Linked DNA regions of Homo sapiens: region 1 is linked to region 2. A link is a loop called in an ENCODE intact Hi-C map of the cell type or tissue named here. Cell type or tissue: GM12878. All regions are shown on one strand. Links, peaks and the distances in the headings refer to the core of each region. The heading gives the core; the rest is flanking DNA. Region 1 has its middle 86 kb from the start of CCBE1. Region 2 has its middle 97 kb from the start of PMAIP1.

Evidence for each region. A loop is a pair of places that touch in the nucleus more often than their neighbours do. Peaks named below come from ENCODE experiments on the same cell type or tissue, not always from the same donor. Only the 100,000 strongest peaks of a DNase experiment are listed, where the experiment ranks them.
Region 1: a loop joins it to region 2, with 8 times the contacts of the local background. A loop is called at or near these places in 4 of 110 quality-filtered maps.

The regions. Positions count from the first base shown.
Region 1 is chr18:59,779,691-59,788,029 of GRCh38, forward strand. It overlaps the pseudogene GLUD1P4. Among named protein-coding and RNA genes, the nearest start is that of CCBE1, 86 kb to the left of the region's middle. RefSeq lists an enhancer at 3,462-3,521. In GM12878, for the core only: a CTCF peak has its summit at 3,564 (motif pointing right); a DNase peak (open chromatin) is centred at 3,601.
Region 2 is chr18:59,993,132-60,001,470 of GRCh38, forward strand. No RefSeq gene overlaps it. Among named protein-coding and RNA genes, the nearest start is that of PMAIP1, 97 kb to the left of the region's middle. In GM12878, for the core only: CTCF peaks have their summits at 1,423 (motif pointing left) and 3,430 (motif pointing right); no DNase peak of the experiment used is centred there.

The DNA.
Region 1 (8,339 bases), core at 165-8,164, 210 kb before region 2:
ACTCCGTCTCAAAAAAAAAAAAGAAGGTGGCATGGTCCTCACATGAGTTATTGAAGCAAAATAACTCAATTTTACAGGATGCAAACAAAAATAAAAGCTGTTTCTGCTTATTAATTTTATTCTTCTGGAAAAAAATAAGTAATGCTGCTGTAATAAAATTGCTTTTAATCTCTTAACAAGCCTAACCTTGATTCAAGCAGTGAATGCCTACAAACATAATAAATTTAAAAAGCTAGTATTTTTATATCATAAAACAGTACCATTTAGAGCTTATCAGCCATGTATTGTTATCCAGCAAAAATAAGAAGCCCTATGGAGAATTAAATTATCTTCATACCTACAAAAATGCTGGAGGGCTATTTCTGTGAAGACGGTCGGAGTTTGCTGACTATAATTATGACACATAGTCCAAAGAATGCAGTAACCTCCTTATCATGTTAACAAATTGTTCTCTTTTGAAGGTCTATGGTTGACTAATTGAACAATAATTCAAATAGAATGTTCCAGAAAAAAAAAAAAAAAGTGGGTTCCCTGTTTGGAGATTGGCTGGCCCTGAACATCCCTTGCTAATGGCCTCTACTCAGCCTGACTTTGTGTCCTCTTCTTTTAGAGGCTTTGCATTCTGCACCCAGGTGCACAAACAGTGGGTTGAAAACAACCTTGGGTTGAATGTTTTGTTTGGGAATTATTTGGCCAGGTCCTTTTGAACAGTAGTGTCCCAGTCAAATGCTAAATAATAATATATGCAAAAATGAGCTTAAAAAAAACCTGTAATGCCCTTTCAGAATTCTAACTACTTTGTAACTGCATGACTTAACCTGGTAATAAAAGCAGTTATTAAAAGTCTACCTTACAAAAAAAATCTTCTCATCTCTGTAAATCAACAGGGATGGAAAACAAACCTATACTGCCACCCAAAAGACAAAAGAATTTAGAGTTTAGTAAAAGCGGCATTTTAAATGGGGAAAAGGTACATTATTGAATGAATGATGTCAGAACAATTCAGCACATGAGAAATAAAGTGACAACACTACAAATTCCAGACTGATCAAATATTTAAGTTGAAAAGCTTATCCAAGAAAGTACTCCAATAAACTACACAATAGTTTTGTTTTACAACCTCAGAAAAGGAAAGTCCTTTCTAAGCATAACAGGAAAACCTAAACTATAACAACATTTTGTGGCCAGGTGCGGTGGCTCACGCCTGTAATCCCAGCACTTTGGGAGGCTGAGGCTGGTGGATCATGAGGTCAAGAGATCAAGAACATCCTGGCCAACATGCTGAAACCCTGTCTCTACGAAAAATACAAAAAAAATTATCTGGGCGTAGTGGTTCACGCCTGTAGTCCCTGCTACTTGGGAGACTGAGGCAGGAGAATGGCTTGAACGGGGAGGCAGAGGATGCAGTGAGCCGAGATCTCACCACTGCACTTCAGCCTGGCGACAGAGTGAGACTCCATCTCAAAAAAAAAAAGAACATTAAAAGAACATTTTGCATGGCAAAAACCATCATAAGCAGCAAAGTTGAAAGACAAACGATACACTGGAAAACAATATTTGTAACTCTTATCTCAGACAAAATGTAAACTAACCTAATATATAAAGAGCTCCTACCAACCAATTAGAAAAAAACAACATCATAGAAAATTGGGTAAAGTATAAGGAGACAATTCACAGAGAACAAATCAGATGAAAAATTACTCAATATCACCCATAATAAGAGAATGCAAAATAAAAATAAAATAAATTATGTTTTGCCTTGTTTTATCCATCAAATTATCAGTAACAAAAAGACCGGCAGGGTGTGGTGGCTCACACCTGTAATCCCAGCACTTTGGGATGCTGAGAAGGGTGGATCTCTTGAGGTCAGGAGTTTAAGACTAGCCTGGACAACATGGTGGAACCCCTTCTCTACTAAAAATACAAAATTAGCCAGGCACGGTAATGCACACCTGTAATCCCAGCTACTCAGGAGGCTGAGGCAGGAGAATCACTTGAACCCAGGAGGCGAAGGTTGCAGTGAGCTGAGATCGCACCATTGCACTCCAGCCTGGGCGACAAGAGTGAAACTCTGCCTCAAAAAAAAAAAAAAAAAAAAAAAAAAGACTGATAATATAGTTTGTTGGTATATGAGAAAACTGCACTCTTGCACATTACTCATTGAAATGCAAATTGATTGAATTTGTAATTGTAATTAAAATATTTCTTTATATTGCATTTTAAAGCTTGCTTTTTTGGCTGGGTGCAGTGGTTCACATCTGTAATCCCAATACTTTGGGAGGCCAAGGCAGGTGGATCACTTGAGGTCAGGAGTTCAAAACTAGCCTGGCCCATATGGTGAAACCCCATCTCTACTAAAAATACAAAAATTAGCCAGGTGTTGTGGTGGTCGCCTGTAATCCCAGCTACTTGGGAGGCTGAGACAGGAGAGTTGCTTGAACTGGGGCGGCGAAGGTTGCAGTGAGCCAAGATCGTGCCACTGCACTCCAGCCTGGGTGAGAGGGTGAGACTCCATCTCAAAAAATAAAAAAAAATAAAGCTCGCTTTTTAGGTAATGTCTCAATATTCAAGCATTTGGTTTACCATTGACCCTTGAATAATAACAGGTTTGAGCTGCAAGGATCCACTTACACACAGATTTTTCCCCCACCTCTGCCACCCCTGAGACCAACGCCTCCTCTTCTTGCTCCTCAATTTTCTTAACATTTTTTCTCTAGCTTACTTTATTGTAATAATCTAGTATATAATACACATAAAAATATGTGTTAATTGACCGTTATATTATCAGTAAGGCTTCCCGTCAAAAGTAGGCTATTACTAGTTAAGTTTTTGGTGAACCAAAATCTATACCTGAATTTTTGACTGCATGGGGGGTTGGCATCCCTAACACCCCACTCTGTTCAAGGGTCAACTGTATTTATATTTATATTTAATTTTTTTATGTAAAGAAAGGGTCTCACTCTGTCACCCAGGCTGGAGCACAGTGGTGTGATCATGGCTCACTGCAGCCTCAACTTCCTGGGCTCAAGCGATCCTCCCATCTCAGCCTCTTGAGTAGCTGGGACTATGGGCATGAGGCACTATGCCCAGCCTGTATTTATATTGCAAAGTATAAATAAATAGGAAATTTTACTAATTTTTCCCTAGCTGAGTACACTTAATGAATTCTTCAATTTTGAATCATCACCATCACTTGGCGAGAGCATACAACTAATTTCATGTTCATAACCTTTTGAATGAGAAATTGATCTCTTGAAAAATGAATTTATACTAGCCTTAGTGGTCTCACACACCAGTGTGTCTTATTTTTCTCCTATTAGGCCTGCCCTCTACTCCCCTCACCATCACACACACATAACAGAAACCTGAATCTTCAGATATCTTTAACCCATCAATGGCCACGTCACATCTCCACAGGAACCTCACTAGATTCTCCAGATCTCACCTTAGACTCTATCCAGAAATCAAGGTGGTGCTTTTTGTTGTTTTTTTGTTTTTTTTATTTTGTCTTTGGATCGTTAGGGGTATCAAGAGCCTTTAGCTCAAAGCTGGTCCCAGCTGGTCCACTAGATGTCACTGTCTTGTAAATTAATAGTGCTTTACCTACAAACTCCATCCCTGACATGGCACTGAAGGGACACCAGGCTAGTTCCAAAGAGCAAGTATTAGTCCGTGTTACGCACACGTCCACTCTTAGGGGAGGGACAGGAAGAGGCAGGCTGTCAGAAGTCTGGCAGGAAGGGAGGGCTCTGAACATTGAAAGAATGCTGGGGATGGGAATCTGAGTTGATCATGCAGTGTGTGGTGAAATGTATCTGAATGAAGAAGGGAGTGAGACAGGCGAAGACCCTGAACGAAGAGCATGCCAGGAAGAGGAACAGCAGGTGCAAAGACCCAGAGGCTGAGTGAGCCAGAGTCCGGTCGGGAGGAGGCTAAAAAGACAGGCCTCACGGGGACTTGCAGGGCTTGGTAAAGTGTGCCCATTTCATTCTGAATGAAATGGGAAAACATTGGAAGAATCTGTGATTTTTGGCTTTTCACGGAAAAGCCCTCAAAATCTACCTAGATGTAATCATGAGGAAACACCAGACAAACCCAAACTGAGGAACTTTCAATCAATTTTACAAATTGATAATTTGTAAATTATCAATGTCATAAAAGATAAAGAGAGGCTGGGAAACCATTTGAGAGTAGAGGAGATTAAATGACAACTAGATGCAAACTGTGGCTCTCGACTGGATTCTGGAGGGAAGGAAAAACAATGCTCTGATGGGCATTATGGGGACAGTGGATAATATTCGAACATGAATTATAGATTAGATAACATAATGAAATTAATATTAAATTTCCTGGCTGGGCACGGTGGCTCACACCTGTAATCCCAGCTCTTTGGGAAGCTGAGGCAGGCAGATCACCTGAGGTCAGGAGTTCAAGACCAGCCTGGTCAACATGGTGAAACCCCATCTCTACTAAAAATACAAAAATTAGCCAAGTGTGGTAGCGGGTGCCTGTAATAACAGCTACTCGGGAGGCTGAGGCAGGAGAATTGCCTAAACCTGGGAGGTGGAGGTTGCAGTGAGCCGAGATCATGCCATTAAACTCCAGCCTGGGCAACCAAGAGTGAAACTCTGTCTCAAAAAAAAAAAAAAAATTAAATTAAATTTCCTGAAGTTGATAACTGTGCTATGGTTATATAAGAGAATATATCTTATTTTTAGAATACCCACAATGAAGTTTTAAAGGGGAAAGTGGATGGTTTGAGGTTTGAATACACTGGTAGATGGCAGGAAACCTGCAAACTGCCATCCTCAGAAGCGGAGTCTGTAGGTTAAGTATATGCATTTGACCATTCAGCCACCCCTACCCCCAAAGGGGAAAAGGACCTCAGTAAGGAGGTCACAAATCTAAAATCGTGATCCTTACAGCACTCATTTTTACAGCATTTCTGTTAATATTTGTGCTAATTTTTTTCATCCCCAAAGCAGTTTCTGTTGTTTCTGTATCTCTAGAAAACTTTCAAAAGAATATTCAACTATCCACTTGCAAAGACTTAGATAGCTGCTTCTTATCTCAGGGGATGACAGTCACCCTTTGATAATGTGATTTTTAAAAACCTTTGCTCAAATACGGTCACAGTCTCAAATTTCCTCACAACTGACCTTCCCAAACAGCACTGGCTTTCATGCAAGAAAACCATCCTTAACATGTAATCCTTGTGCTTAAAATGCCAACTCAAAAATGTGACAAGAGATTAAGCTCTGAGTAAACAGTGGGAATAAATCGCACTAGTTTGGAGCACACATTTTGTCTGTTTATTAATATGAATGTTGGGAGTTATGGGAAATATAACAAGTGACAAAGATGGTTTGGGCCGAAATGGCCATTCTTCACCACCCATTAGTCAACAAGCATTTTTATGAACACCTATTATAGGCAAGATGTTGTGCTAAGTGCTGTGAATATAAAAATAAACATGATATCTACTTCCAAGTTTGCACCTTTATACTAGAGGACCTTGGCAAGTTTCAGGGAAGCTCAAAAAAGAGAATGATATTCAATTTTATTTTATTTAAAAGTTTAATTATTGCCGGGCACGGTGGCTCACACCTGTAATCGCAGCACTTTGGGAGGCCAAGGCAGGCAGATCACCTGAGGGCGGGAGTTCGAGACCAGCCTGACCAACATGGAGAAACCCTGGCTCTACTAAAAATACAAAATCAACTGGGTGTGGTGGCAGGCACCTGTAATCCTAGCTACTCAGGAGGCTGAGGCAGGAGAATCGCTTGAACCTGGGAGGCAGAGGTTGCAGTGAGCTGAGATCGAGCCATTGCACTTCCGCCTGGGCAACAAGAGCAAAACTCCTTCTCAAAAAAAAAAAAGTTTAATTAGTCAGGCATGGTGGCATGTGTAGTTCCAGCTACTTGGGAGACTGAGGCAGGAAGATCGCTTGAGCCCAGGAGGTTGAGGCTGCAGTGAGCCAAGACTGTACCACTGCACTCCAGGCCTGGGTGATAAAACAATGCCTTGTCTCGAAAAAAAAAAAGAAAAAGTTTAACATTTTGTGGGGCATGTCTGATAGTACCTTCAAGGAAACAGAAACTCTTGTTGACCGTGGGATGAGATGCACAGGCTGATAACTTTCCAAATGAAACAACAACAGCAGTAACAACAAAGTAGGCATAGTCCTTGCATTTTAGAAATTTTATGAAAAATTAAAGCAAATCCAGAAAAATTATGGTAGTGCAAAAGGGATTCTTATTAAGAGAAGTCTAGAGAAATTGAGGTTATATTGCCTAGAGAGGGCAATAATTAATTATGGCCTTAAAGTGTATAAAAGAATGCTTCATGAGAAGAGTTATTGCTTAGTTTCTCTCCAGCTTCACTGAGATATAACAGAAGAAATTAGTTAAAATTTTAAAGAAGACTTTTTAATTAACCAGTTGGATCTCTTGATCTTGGAAAATCAAACCCAGAAATGAGCCACCACAGGTTTCTGAGATTTCTGTTTCTAGAGCGTCTTCAAAAGAGTACACAACTATCTCCTCCTAAAGCCTTGGAGATCTGCTTCTCACCTGAGTAGATGGCAACCACCATTGCTGCTGCTGATGAAATGGCAATAGAAGCCCATTACCCAGCCCAGTGTTCCCACCAGGGCTCCTGTAGTACCTGAGATTCTCACATTAGCCAGTCCTTTCAGATTAAGGCATTCAAGGTATCAATTAAAATGTAAATGTATCTGATGAGGTGACACATTCCACTATTATGAGCCATGAACACCTCATCTCGTTATCAAATGGGTAAGTCACCTATCAGTGACCCCTAGTTAATAAGAGACAAAACAAGCGCCTTTTGATGGTAGAGAAGAAGTTGGGAAAATCCTGGGACTTGAGAAAATCTGAATTTAGATGGTAGTGAAGGAACTAAAGAAACTTCGAGTTTTTCTGGGGAGGAAAGGTCGAGGTGGGTTGCCACTGTTAGTGGCCTCACCTAGGGATCCAGGTGACAGAGCACTGAGCATTTGGGCTTGGCTTCTTGCATCATGTACTTTCTGTTCTTCTCTCCTTCCCTCCCCTGCCTCCCCTCCACTCCCCTTCCTTGTGCAATTATTTCTGGAATTATCACCAGGCACTTCGCTAAGTGCTAAAGGCACCGTCCTAGGTTCTGCACAGGCCTTGAACACATTTTAGCTCCATTGAGTTTCCCAAAGGAGAATGCTGTTATTCGTGTACTGCACAGAATTAAGTTGATTCCCTCACCTCTTTTTGTTCATGAGGACTGTCAGTCCTAGACCAAAGAGCACGTTTCAGGAAAAGCCTTCATTCCCAAGCCTCATCTCCACCAGCAGCAGCAGCAGCAACATAGACAGCCAGCAGCCCTGAGGCCTGTGGGCCTTAGAAACCAAACCCATGTGATCCTTGCCAGGCCAACACTTACCCTGCAATTCATGTTCACTTTGTCTGATTCACTCTGTCATATTTTATTTTTTAGCCCAAAGAGTCTGTTGGTTCTTTCCATTAAGATGGGATTTGTGAACCTTTCTGTTGTTTCCTGAGGACGTGGTGCGCAGTTAATTTGTGGAGCTGCGTACTGACTGTTGCTGCCTCCTCTGTAACCTCTTCATTTAAAAAAAAAAACAAAAACAAGCCTGGGCAACGTGGTGAAACCCCGTTCCATAAAGAAATGCAAAAACTAACAAACAAACCAACAAACAAAACAAAAATTAGCCAAGCATGGTGGCTTGCACCTGTAGTCCCAACTACTTGGGAGGCTGAAGTGGGAGGACTGATTGAGCTTGGGAAATCAAGGCTGCAGTGAGCAGAGATCGCATCACTGCACTCCAGCCTGGGTGACAGAGAGACACCTGGCTCAAAAATAAGGAAATAAAATAAATAAAAACCAAAAGTTACCTGTAGGTATGTTTAACTTAGAAAGCTCAATTCACTTAGCCATTCAATTTGTATTTTTTCTAAAGTTTAATGACATAGCATTGTACTTAAAATATTAAAATCACTTTAGTAAGTATTAGAAACAACAGTTTAAATGTATATAGCAAAATATAAAGGATTAGACAGAAATATTTACAATTGGGAAATTTTCCTCTCCAATCCCTAATTGCTATAATTTGTTCACACCACAGACTTTTACTGAATGACTACTTTGCGCAGGCTTGGTGCTAGGTATTCAGCATATACGGCAAACAAAATTACTGCCAAGTACAGCTCTCCTTTTCTCCACCCACAGTCTTCACCGAGTGTGAATAAAACCAGACCCTGGAGAAAAATGGGTTGTATTTTAAAGATTCCGTTTTAAAGTTTTATATGGGACACCCACAACCTAAT
Region 2 (8,339 bases), core at 91-8,090:
CTGCAGCTTCACAACCTGCTTGCTACCTGGTATGGTTTGGCTGTGTCCCCACCGAAATCTCATCTTGAATTGTAGTCCACATAATCCCCATGTGGAAGGGACCTGGTGGGAGATAATTGAATATGGGGGTGTTTTCCCCCATGCTGTTCTCGTGATAGTGAATGAGTTCTCACGAGATCTGATGGTTTCATAAGCGTCTGGCATTTCCCCTGCTGGCACTCATTCTCTCTCCAGCTATCCTATGAAGAGGTGCCTTCCACCGTGACTGTACGTTTCTTGAGGCCTCCCCAGCCATGTGGAATTGTGAGTCCATTAAACCTCTTTTCTTTATAAATTACCCAGTCTGGGGTATTTCTTCATAGCAGCGTAGAATGGACTAACACACTACCATTAGGAAGAGGCCAGATGGCTATCAAGCCTAAGGCCTGATATCTTTGAGCTGCTGAAACAAAGCCAGCAATTGTCTACCTCATGATCATAAGTGCAAGGAAAGAAAATCATCACGTGTTTAAACCATCATTATTTGGGTTTTCTGTCACTTGGAGTCTACCTGATACATGGTCTGTCTCAGTGGAACTAGGATAAAACAAGTTTTTGATAAATGAGTCAGAGTGGAGATAGCAATGAGACAGAGACAGATTCAAGAGAGGACAGCCCTGGCACGGTGACTCACGCCTGTAATCCCAGCACTTTGGGAGCCCGATGTGAGCAGATCACCTGAGGTCAGGAGTTCGAGACCAGCCTAGCCAATATGGAGAAACCCTGTCTCTATTAAAAACACACAGATTAGCTGGGTGTGGTTGTGTGCATGCCTGCAATCCCAGCTACCGGGGAGGCTGAGGCAGGAGAATGGCTGGAACCTGGGAGGCAGAGGCTGCACTGCAGTGAGCCGAGATTGTGCCACTAAACTCCAGCCTGAGTGACAGATTGAGACTCCATCTCAAGAAAAAAAAAAAAAAAAAAAAAAAAAAAAAAAAGAATTGAGGACAAAAAAGATAAACTTAAGGTGAGAGTTTAGGAAGTCAGGGAGAAAATTGTCAATATGTTCCTCTCTGAGATGATGCATTATCTGCTCTGATATGCTAGTCCGATAGATAATAATTTCATAGAAATGTTATTTTCCATACAGGCTCAAAGAAGGCTACCAAAAGTTCGTGTTAGAATATGTGTGAGCCTCTTGCACAGTTTCTCAATGGGGTTGCTCTTAAAATTTTGGACATGACTTTTCTTTATATGGAGAAACTATTACACACATGTGAGATATTTATCAGACCAAGCCCCTGCTCATTAAATGTCTATAGTGCCTACCTGTGATTTTGACAAACAAAAATGTTTCTCACATGTCAAATGCCACCTGGGAGGGTGGCCATATGGCTGGTAAAGAACTGCTTTCTTAGAGCATCTAACACGGTGCCCTCAAGTGGATGTATTTGGTTAAACAGCTCCCATTGAGTGGTATGCTAGTAAGCTAGCTCTCTGAAAAAAAGCCCTGATTTGTAGCCTTTGCCAATTTCTATGTTGTAAATACTCCAAATGTGTCAATTTCATGCTGTCCATGGCTTAACCACTGGCTTGTGAAATTTAAAAATATTTAACAGTTGGCTCTTGAGGGCAGGTAGAGCTGGTTTCAGCACACCCATATGCTCATAGAAGTTCAGGGTTGGAAGGAACTTAGGGATTACATAGTACGCCTTGTTTTATAAAAGAAGTAACACTGAAGAAGGTTTACAGTCAGAAGTATGTATTTTGTTATGACCAATCAGTCTTTGTCTAAACAATGCCCCAACAAATTTTCCAGGGAGCCTAAAGTTATTAGTGGCTTAGCCACTAAATGACGATGGTTGTGGAAAGTGACTCAGGTCGCAGACCAGGCTGCAAATTCTTTTCAGGCACTTTGCCTTTGGGTTTATCTAATGTGTAGGTACACTTAATATGTATGCGTTACTTAGGTTAAACATACAAGCTGACATTTATTTGATGCTTCCCATGACCCAAAGGATTAAAGGGGAGAGAAGGAAATGTCCTACCTACAGAGCTTGCTCTATTGTGTCCCCTTGTTTGCAGTAGCTACTTAAGCCTTTGGCTGGAAAGGGGAGGAGAGGTTCTCCTTGGCAGCCTCCATTTCCATAAGATGCGAGATCGTCTTCTTTTGGTCATCTACAGAGTCCAAGTGGTTGCAGCAGTGACATCCCTTTGGAGCTTCTTCCTCCTACATAAAGATTCCCTAAGTGGAAGTGGAGGTCTTCCCTTTTTATGAGACTGGTTACTGCTATAACTGGTATTAGTTTCAGTTAGATGTGTCTGTTGTTCACCCTCTTGTCTCTCCTTCACTGTCACAGTCATCAAGCCAACACTTTCATGATTATATACAAAATTTTCAATTTTAGACCTGGGGCATGCAATCATTTAGACAATAGCCTACGCACTATCGATAGAAACCTTCATTGCTTGGTATGGCCCTGCAGGACTTTCATGGGATTATGTGTATCTATAGTGTCAGAGCCACAACTAGAAATCAGGTCTCCTGGTTTCCAGGCATTAATGAACTTGGCCAAGGTCAGAGAGCTAGTAAATAGTGGAGCCAGAATTCAAACTGTGGTCTACTTACCTACTATAGTACACAAGAGGAAAGGAAGTAGCTGCTGCCAGCTTTGGCTTAGGAAGAAGTTCTAGGTCATATTCCAGCATGCAAGTGACAGAAGCCATTGTCCTAAATCCAGCATCCCATTAGATTGCCTCTGATAAATTGGACTATTAGAGCTATGCCTAATTAGCCTTTTGCAAGAAATGTCCATGATAGCGACGTGGTAACATCATGGACCTCCTCACTACAATTTCAGTCACCTGAAGCAGGGATAGATAACCCATTCTGGGGGCCTGCAGGGCTGCCAATAGCTTTGGAATTAGGTACACTTGGGTTCAAATCCAACTCAACAACTTACTAGATGGGTGTCTTGGGGAAGTTTTATTTTCTTTAAACTTTTGAGTCCCCTCACTGTTTCTGGGCTCTACTAGCTTCCTATGTCATTGTACTTAATATGGATTTTTATTACCTATTTTCATGTCTTCCCCACTAGTCTATGAGTTCCTTAGTGGCATTTTTGGTTGTTAATGTTAGTGTTCCTAGTGATGATTACACTGTTTGTTATGTAATAGGAGCTTAATGAATTTTGGATAAATCACTGAACAGTGAAAGATGGTATGTCTGAGCTTTGACTATATTGGGGAAAGCTTGTCCTATGACTTGGGATATGATTGGGAATATTTTCTTTCTGTAAGTAAAAATGTCCTGAACTTCCTAAGATTTTTCACTATTCAAAATGTTTCGTTGCTGTACAGGTAATGGGGATGCTTTAGGACAAATCAATCCTTGCTTTATCATCTTTTAGACGTATGAGAACCCCGAGAGAACAGGCTAGGCTGGATTTGGCCACTAGGTGGAACGCTTAACCTAATGTCAACACCTGTTGAAACCAGCTGGATTTATTTCCAAACCCTTTATGGATATGAATCTTATGTACAAATGGAAGTTTCTAACATTCTAGAGCTGTCATTTCTCATGTCCAAGAAGACCAGACCTAGGATTTATTTTGTCTCTTCAATATATTGTGAACCTTCAGAATGTAACTAAGCTGCCTCCTATTTAGAAAGCAAAGGCAGAGGTAGAGAATTATTCTTCTTGTCTTTGGTTGATGTTAAGAGAAGAACTCCATGGGCACCGCCCTATAAATCATATGGAAAAGTGAGGGATAATTTCAAAAATAGATATCAGTTTAGTAAAATTTAAATCAGCCTATAATTTAAACAAACTTGAAACAAGTTCTGATGAAGTGATACCCATTTTTTTTCCACCTTGCAATCATTTAAGTATTGTTTCCTATTATAAAATGTCCATTGCCAGAATTACAGTTTTATAATTTAATATAGTACTTTTGTGATATTTGAGAGAATCTTATTTTTGGAAAAGTTGTTTATGGAAAATGTAAACTGAAAACAAAGAAAAGGAAGAGAGTAAAAAACATCAAGGGCTAAAAGGAAGAACAAAGAACAGAAAACCTAAGACCCACGTTGAAAGTGATATTCTAGGAGTATTTGAAGTATGTTACAACTCTATATGACTTTAGTTAGGTTAAGGATGAAGGGAACACTTTCTTCTTCTGTTGGTTAGTTGTACTTTGGCAACTTGTTTTTAGAATTCAGAATTTTCATCTTAGTTTAATAAGAAACTGCTCAAACTTTGTAAGACAAATACACAAAGTCTACACTTGTAATACAGGCTAATTACAAAGAAACCTCTGTTACTATTTTTATTTATTTTATTTTTTTAAAATTTTACTTTAAGTTCTGGGATACATGCAGAACTTGCAGGTTTGTTACGTAGGTATACACGTGCCATGGTGGTTTGCTGCACCTATGACCTGTCCTCTAAGTTTCCTCCCTTCGTCCCCCATCCCCCAACAGGCCCCAGTGTGTGATGTTCCCCTCCCTGTGTCCATGTGTTCCCATTGCTCAACTCCCACTTATGAGTGAGAACATGCGGTGTTTGTTTTTCTGTTCCTGTGTTCGTTTGCTGATGATGATGGCTTCCAACTTCATCCTTGTCCCTGCAAAGATGTGATCTCATTCCTTTTTATGGCTGTGTAGTATTCCATATGTCTGTGTACCACATTTTCCTTATCCAGTCTATCACTGATGGGCATTTGGGTTGGTTCCATGACTTTGATATTGTGAATAGTGCTGCAATAAACATATGTGTGCATGTGTCTTTATAACAGAACTATTTATATTCCTTTGAGTATATACCCAGTAATGGGATTGCTGGGTCAAATGGGACTTCTGGTTCTAGATCCTTGAGGAATCACCATACTGTCTTCCACAATGGTTGAACTAATGTACATTCCCACCAACAGTGTAAAAGCATTCCTATTTCTCCATAGCCTTGCCAGCATCTATTTTTTCCTGACTTTTTAATAGTTGCCATTCTGACTGGCATGAGATGGTATCTCATTGTGGTATTGATTTGCATTTCTTTAATGATCAGTGATGTTGAGTTTTTTTCATATGTTTGTTGGCCACGTAAATGTCTTCTTTTGAGAAGTGTCTGTTCATATCCTTTGTTCGCTTTTTGGTGGGGTTGCTTTTTTCCTGTAAATTTGTTCCTTGTGAATTCTGGATGTTAGACCTTTGTCAGATGGGTAGGTTGCAAACATTTTCTCCCATTCTGTAGGTTGCCTGTTCACTCTGATGCTAGTTTCTTTTGCTGTGCAGATGCTCTTTAATTAGATCTCATTTGTCAATTTTGGCTTTTGTTGCAATTGCTTTTGGCGTTTTCGTCATAAGATCTTTGCATTTGCCTATGTCCTGAATGGTATTGCCTAGGTTTTCTTCTAGGGTTTTTATGGTTTTGGGTTTTACATTTAAGTCTTCAATTCATCTTGAGTTAATTTTTGTATAAGGTGTCGGGAAGGGGTCCAGTTTCAGTTTTCTGCATATGGCTAGCCAGTTTTACCAGCACTATTTATTGAATAGGAGATCCTTTACCCATTGCTTGTTTTTGTCAGGTTTGTTGAAGATCAGATGATTGTAGATGTATGGTGTTATTTCTGAGGTCTCTGTTCTGTTCAATTGGTCTATTTGTCTGTTTTGGTACCAGTACCATGCTGTTTTGTCTTGTAGTATAGTTTGAAGTCAGATAGCATGATGCCTGCAGCTTTGCTCATTTTGCTTAGAATTGTTTTGGCCATGTGGGGCCTTCTTTGATTCCATATGAAATTTAAAGTGGTTTTTTCTAATTCTGTGAAGAATGTCAGTGGTAGTTTAATGGGAATAGCATTGAATCTATAAATTACTTTGGGCAGTATGACCATTTTCATGATATCAATTCTTCCTATCCATGAGGATGGAATGTTTTTCCATTTGTTTGTGTCCTCTCTTATTTCCTTAAGCAGTGGTTTGTAGTTCTTCTTGAAGAAGTCTTTCGCATCCCTTGTTAGATGTATTTCTAGATATTTTATTCTTTTTGTAGAGATTGTGAATCAGAGTTCATTCATGATTTGGCTCTCTGCTTGTCTATTGTGGGTGTATAGGAATGCTTGTGATTTTTGCACATTGATTTTGTATCCTGAGAGTTTGCTGAAGTTGCTTATCAATTTAAGGGTTTTGTGGGCTGAGATGATGGGGTTTTCTGAATATAAAATCATGTTCATCTGCAAACAGAGACAATTTGACTTCCTCTCTTTCTATTTGATTATGTTTTATTTATTTCTCTTGGCTAATTGCTCTGGCCAGAACTTCCAATACTATGTCGAATAGGAGTGGTAAGAGAGGGCATCCTTGTCTTGTACCAGTTTTCAGAGTGAATGCTTTGAGTTTTTGCCCATTCAATATGATATTGGCTGTTGGTTTGTCATAAATAGCTCTTATTATTTTGAGATATGTTCCATCAGCACCTAGTTTATTGAGTTTTTAACATGAAGGGATGTTGAATTTTATCAAAGGCCTTTTCTGCATCTATTGAGATAGTCATGTGGTTTTTGTATTGGTTCTGTTTATGTGATGGATTATGTTTATTGATTTGCATATGTTGAATCAGCCTTGCATCCCCGGGATGAAGCCGACTTGATTGTGGTGGATAAGTTTTTTGATGTGCTGCTGGATTTGGTTTGCCAGTATTTTATTGAGGATTTTCACATCGATGTTCATCAGGGATATTGACCTGAAATTTTCTTTTTCGTGTGTGTGTCTCTTCCCAGTTTTGGTATCAGGATGATGCTTGTTTCGTAAAATAAGTTAGGGATGAGTCCCTCCTTTTCAGTTGTTTGGAATAGTTTCAGAAGGAATGGTACTGGCTCCTCTTTGTACCTCTGGTAGAATTTGGCTGTGAATCTGTTTGGTCCTGGGCTTATTTTTTGGTTGGTAGGCTATTAATTACTGCCTCAGTTTCACAACTAGTTATTGATCTATTCAGGAATTCAGCTTCTTCCTGGTTTAGTCTTGGGAGGGTGTATGTGTCCAGGAATTTCTCCCTTTCTTCTAGATTTTCTAGTTTATTTGCAAAGAGATGTTTATAGTATTTCTGATGGTAGTTTGCATTTCTGTAGGGTCAGTGGTGATATCCCCTTTATCATTTTTTCATTGTGTCTATTTGATTCTTCTCTCTTTTCTTCTTTATTAGTCTAGCTAGCAGTCTATCTATTTTTTCAAAAAACCAGCTCGTGGATTCATTTATTTTTTGTGGAGTGTTTGTTGTGTCTCTATCTCCTTCAATTCTGCTCTGATCTTAGTTATTTCTGTCTTCTGCTAGCTTTTGGATTAGTTTGTCCTTACCTCTCTGGCTCTTTCTTTTTTTTAAGTGGAATCTTGCTCTGTAGCCCAGGCTGGAGTGCAGTGGCATGATCTTGGCTCACTGCAACCTCTGCCTCCTGGGTTCAAGCAATTATCCTGCCTCAGCCTCCTGAGTATCTGGGATTACATGCACCCTCCACCACGCCTGGCTAATTTTTGTATTTTTAGTTGAAACAGGGTTTCACCATATTGAGCAGGCTGGTCTCAAACTCCTGACCTCAGGTGATCCACCTGCCTCAGCCTCCCAAAGCACTGGGATTACAGGCATGAGCCACCATGCCCGCCCCTCTAGTTCTTTTAATTGTGATGTTAGGGTGTTGATTTGAGATCTTTCTAGCTTTCCAATGTGGGCATTTAGTGCTATAAATTTCCCTCTTAACACTGCTTTAGCTGTGTCCCAGAGATTCTAGTATGTTGTCTCTTTGTTCTCATTGGTTTCAAAGAACTTTTTGATTTCTGCCTTTGTTTCCTTATTTATCCAGGAGTCATTCAGGAGTAGATTGTTCAATTTCCATGTAGTTGCATGGTTTTGAGTGGGTTTCTTAATCCTGAGTTCTATTTTGATTGCACTGTTGTCTGAGAGACTGTTATGATTTCAGTTGTTTTGCGTTTGCTGAGGAGTGTTATACTTCCAATTATGCAGTCGATTTTAGAATAAGTGCCATGTGGCACTGAAAAGAATGTACATTCTGTTGATTTGGGGTGGAGAGTTCTGTAGATGTCTATTAGGTCCACTTGAACCAGAGCTGAGTTCTAGTCCTGAATATCATTGTTAATTTCCTGTCTGGATGATGTGTCTAATATTGACAGTCAGGTGTTAAAGTTTCCCACTATTGTGTGGGAGTCTAAGTCTCTTTGTAGGTCTCTAAGAACTTGTTTTATGAATCTGGGTGCTCCCGTGTTGGGTGCAGATATATTTAGAATAGTTAGCTCTTCTTGTTTAATTGTTCCCTTTACCATTATGTAATGCCCTTCTTTGTCTTTTTTGGTCTTTG